Linked DNA regions of Homo sapiens: region 2 is linked to region 1. A link is an interaction called in ENCODE POLR2A ChIA-PET data of the cell type or tissue named here. Cell type or tissue: B cell. All regions are shown on one strand.

The links. ChIA-PET counts read pairs that join two places held together with the same protein. Peaks named below come from ENCODE experiments on the same cell type or tissue, not always from the same donor. Only the 100,000 strongest peaks of a DNase experiment are listed, where the experiment ranks them.
Region 2: POLR2A ChIA-PET joins it to region 1 with 6 read pairs; 4 of 35 experiments call an interaction of 5 or more read pairs at or near these places.

The regions. Positions count from the first base shown.
Region 1 is chr1:202,354,046-202,356,545 of GRCh38, forward strand. The region is part of intron 1 of PPP1R12B (protein phosphatase 1 regulatory subunit 12B); the gene reads left to right. Among named protein-coding and RNA genes, the nearest start is that of PPP1R12B, 6.6 kb to the left of the region's middle. In B cell, no CTCF peak of the experiment used is centred here; no DNase peak of the experiment used is centred here.
Region 2 is chr1:202,642,143-202,644,642 of GRCh38, forward strand. All of the region lies in intron 1 of SYT2 (synaptotagmin 2), which reads right to left. Among named protein-coding and RNA genes, the nearest start is that of SYT2, 67 kb to the right of the region's middle. RefSeq lists an enhancer at 638-1,570. In B cell, no CTCF peak of the experiment used is centred here; DNase peaks (open chromatin) are centred at 759, 1,519 and 2,109; H3K4me3 peaks cover 1,531 bases; H3K27me3 peaks cover 2,500 bases.

The sequences.
Region 1 (2,500 bases):
AAGGAGTTGGACCAGTCTTGTTGTTAACATAAAACTAAGTAGTTTATTTTTTTCTTTTAAAATATTTTAAAACTAAGATATACTTTATATACAATAAAATTCACTCTTTGTAGTGTAGCATCGTATGAGTTTTGACAAATGCGTACAGTTGTGGAACCACCACTGTAATCAAGATGTAGAACGTTACCCTCAAGATTTTTTGTGCTCCTTGGTAGACAGCTCCTCCCACCCTCAGCCCATGACAGTCATTCATCAGTTATTTTGTCCCAATAATCACAATAGATGGAGGCTGAGGCAGGAGGATCACTTGAGCTCAGGAGTTTGAGACCAGCGTGGGCAACATAGCAAAACCTTGTCTTTACAAAAAAATAAAATTAGCCAGGCATGTTGGTGCATGTCTGTAGTTGCAGCTACTTGGGAGGCTGAGGCGGGAGGATAGCTTGAGTCCAGGAACTGGAGTTGCAGTGAGCCATGATCGTGCCACTGCATTCCAGCCTGGATGACAGAGTGACACCCTGTGTCTATAAACAAACAAGAGCCACCATGCCTGGCCTAGAGTAAAGTTTTTGATATTTGAATAATATGCCATTAATTACATGTGTCCCATTCTTTTTTTTTTTTGAGACAGAGTCTCGCTCTGTCAGCCAGGCTGGAGTGCAGTGCACGATCTCGACTCACTGCAACCTCTGCGTCCCGGGCTCAAGCAATTCTCCTGCCGTAGCCTCCTGAGTAGCTGGGATTACAGGGGGGTGACACCACGCCTGGCTAATTGTTTTTTTTGTTGTTGTTTTTTTTTTTGAGACGGAGTCTTGCTCCGTCGCCCAGGCTGGAGTGCAGTGGTGTGATCTCAGCTCACTGCAAGCTCTGCCTCCCGGGTTCACGCCATTCTCCTGCCTCAGCCTCCCGAGTAGCTGGGACCGCAGGTGCCTGCCACCATGCGCAGCTAATTTTTTTTGTATTTTTAGTAGAGACGGGGTTTTGGGCGGGTGGATCACGAGGTCAGGAGATCGAGACCATCCTAGCTAATTTTTGTATTTTTAGTAGAGACGGGGTTTCACCATGTTGGCCAGGCTGGTCTTGAACTCTTGACCTCAGGTAATCCACCCGCCTCAGCCTCCCAAAGTGCTGGGATTATAGGCGTGAGCCACCATGCCTGGCCGTGTTCCACTATATTTTTCTCTTTAGAGGTTTTCTTAGATTCTTAATTAACAACTAATATTGAATGTCTAAATGGTAGATTGTAAGTCTGTACTAGAGTATATATGTGGTATAATTTCTGCCCTCAAGGAACTAACAGTCAGGTTTGGAAACAGATAAATAAAAAAAAGATTCCTTTTAGAGTTCCAAATTCTATGATACCCTGGAAAGGATGTATTCCTAAGTGGAAGGACAAACGAAGGCAGTCCAGGATGGTAGAGCAGCATGGGCGAATAAATAGGAATGGGTGTGGTGTGTAGGCAGAGGATGCTAGGAAATCCTAATGGATGTGTTTGAAGGGTTAGAGATGAGAGAGAGTCAGGGTGACATCCTAGAGGGCTTTGAACATCAAACATCAGGCCAAGGTGGCTTGATGGACTCCTTAGTAGAGAATTTTTGTGGGTTTGAGCAGGGTCGTTACCCAACCAAAGCAGTATTTTAGGATTCTGAAGCAGCACTTGGATTTCTGAATGAATGGAGAGACAGAGTTGAGAGAACCAGCTGAGTGAATGGAGATGAGAAAAAAGTGTAGTACAATTCTAGCTTGTGAGTCTGAAAGAATTGTGTTATTCAGGTAGAAATAGTATTCAGTCAACGATTAGACTGAGGTACTCTGAAGACGTACAAATAGAAATCTCCTATAGGTGTTTAGCATGGTGGCCCATATCTGTAATCCCAGCACTTTGGGAGGCCAAGGCGGGAGGATTGCTGGAGACCAGGAGTTTGAGACCAGCCTGAGCAATGTGGTGAGACCCTATCTCTCCAACCCCCTCCCCACCCAAAAAAAAATTAGCCAGGTATGGTGGTGCAAACATGTGGTCCCAGTTACATAGGAGGCTGAGGTGGAAGGATCACTTGAGCCCAGGAGGTTGAAGCTGCAGTGAGCTGTGTTCACACCACTGCACTCCAGCCTGGGTGACAGAGCAGAGCAAGACTGTGTCTCAAATAAATAAGTAAGTAAGTAAGTAAATATCCTGTAGGTATCTATGTGACTCAAGGCTAGTCACTTTCCTATCTATGCTCCAGTTTTCTCATATTTGAGACAAGAGACTTGATTTTAGCATAAAGGTGAGAGTTGAAGTAATGAGTGTGAAAGAGGAAAGGGAGAAAACATACAGAGAAGAGCAGAAAACACAAGCAGCTGGTAGGCAGAGAATGCAGAAATTCAAGTTAGAGCTGTTGGAAGATGTGGTAGGCTGACTAATGGTGCCCCAAAAATGTCTAAGTCCTAATCCCCAGAACATGTAAATATGTTACCTTACAGGGTAAAAGAGACTTTGGGGATATGATTAATTTAAGGATC
Region 2 (2,500 bases), 290 kb after region 1:
GGCCCAGAGTGGGTCAGTGAGTTGCCCAAGGTCATAGGACAGGTCAGAATGGAAGCTTTCGGACTCTCCCTGGGGCGCTGCGTTCACAGCTCCACTTTGACACCCCCTGCCCCGGAAGTGAGCACTGAACTCACTTAAGAGAGGCCAGTGACCAAAGGCAGCGATTCCCAGGTGCAGAGGCTCGGGCAGGCGTGCCCATGAGCTTGTCCCCCCGCGCGCCCTCCCCCACCTCGTCCCCATTCCTGTCTTGGGCACCATGCGCTCCATCATCCTGAGATTCAGAGAGGTGCAGTAGCTTGTCCAAGGTCACACAGCAAACTGAGTAGGGCCCTCGTTTCCACTGCCCAGCTGCCCCCTCCCATCGCCCACCCGGGTCTCTGCAAGCTTGCCAGGATCCCCGCGAGCCTGCTTCCTCCAATGCACAGAGCCGTGGCGCGTGTCAAAGTGTGGGAAAGTTCCCGGGAGAGGAAGGGGTGGAAAATGCAGCCGCTCATCTCAACCCTGGACGGCTGCGGCAAGGCGGGGGCGCTCAGAAAGGCAGCCAGTCCTGCAAACCGCCCGTGCCTCCGGCACACCCCCCTCTGCGCCAGGGGCTCCCCAGTGTCGCGCGAGCATGGTCTTCCAGCTCCTCCTCAGCGAGGCAGGCGCTGCAGGGTCCCATGCGCCCCGCACCCACTTCTCTCCGCACGCCCACTTCATGCACCTCCCCGCGCCCTTCCCACGGCTTCTCTGCGGCGAGTCGCCTTCGCTTCACCGCAGGTCCCTGGTCCCAGCGCTAAGGCACCGCGGCTTCTCTCGCCTTCTCTCCGCTTTGGACCCGGGCTCTCCGCGGGGAGAGATAGGTTGGGGGCTAGGGGTTCCCGAAATAATTCAGGACACCTCCCCCGGGTCTAGCCAGGTAATTCCGACGCCCATGGATTTCCGGATTACAGTTCCCACCGCGGGCTCAGTCCTACCTACTCTTAGTTTACCCCGCAGTGAGCACCAAGTCCCAAAAGTCGGAGTGTCACCGTTTGGCGACCCCGCGTCCGCCCACGCCTCAGGCCCTAGAGGTGGCCACTGTCGGTCGAGGCACGGCTTCGCTCGGGACTACTGGCTGCCCTCGTGGGGTGCCCCGCCTGGGGTTCCCTCTTACCCTGGGACGTTCCGGGCGCGTTCAGCCTGAGCTGGTGGAGAGGGCGGGGGCGGGGGCGGGGGCGGGGACAGCTGGGGTCCCGAAGTCCAGGTCCCTCTTCCCACTTCCCCGCCGGCCCTGCCGCTGCGGCCCTCGCTCCCGCGCTCGCTCGCTCTCGAGTCTCTCCCTCTCTCTATTCTCTTCCTCTCTCTCTCTCTGCAGTAGTAACAACCTGATCCCGCTTCCCCCGCCCGCCTATTGATATGCTCCTCACATTCGCCTGCACACAGCGCGTGCGGCCCCTCCGAGGGCGATCCCCGCAAACCACGACGCAGGGCCCCCGCCCCAGGCAATCCCCGCTGCTGGGGAGGCTGCCTCCGCGCGCCCACGCCTCCCTTCTCCAGTCCGGACTGCCAGCGGAGGGGAAAATGGGCGACAGGAGAAGGGGAGGTGTGTGCGGGAGGGACTAGGCTGGGGGAGAGGGGTTTAAACTGGCGCGGTCCTACAGAAGTTTGAGGAGGGCGGGGCCGGCTCCGAGCCCCCGGAGCCCTACGGGACTCCCCCGATTCTGCCGAGGAGTCCCCGCCAGCTCCGTGCACTCCTGCAACACTCCCCACCCCACCCGCCAGCTCCGAGTTTACAGCCTCTCGGTTCGGGGGATTAGCTGGGGGAGGGGACCCCCTGGCTGTAGGGAATGGCCTGCGGGCAGGGGTGGGAGGGAAACGATTTGCTTCGGGAGATAAGGATGAAGGTTTTCCTGAGTCAAGGGAGAGAAGGGAGGGAGAAGAGAGATGGAACAAAAGGCAGATGCTGGAGGGGAAGGGGAGCTGGGGAGTTCGCCCCGAGGGCTCCGGCAGCCCGCGGTCCCCACCCTCAGTCTGTCCTGGAGGGTGAGGTAAAGGCTGGTGCCAGGGCTCTTCACGGGCCACTTGGGGAGGGGAGAAAGGGCGATGGAGGGGTACGGGTGTGGGGGAGAGGAGGAAGAGCGTCTGCTGGCACAGGACCCCTTGCCTGCTCCCAGACAGGAACCCAGCAGAAGGGCTCTGCCACGGACCCGACACCTCCCACCTCCACAACTCTGCTTTCTCCCACTTGGGAAAAGCGAGGCTGACACCCACGGTGAGCACCAGGAGGGGCAGGGAGGACCGAGAGCCTGGGCAGCACTCCTGTGCCTCAGTGTCACCCTTGGGCCTCACCCTCAACCCCCAACCTCACCCGATAAGACCTCGGGGCCACAGCTCGCCAGGTGGAATTTCTGCTGCTGTCCGGCCATTAACCACCCCTGACCTTCCCAGCTCCACCCCATCCTCGCCCTCTCCCCTCAGCCTCTCCTTCACCCTCCATGCAGCTGCTTTCTGTTTGCCTTCCACTCTGCACACTCAGGAC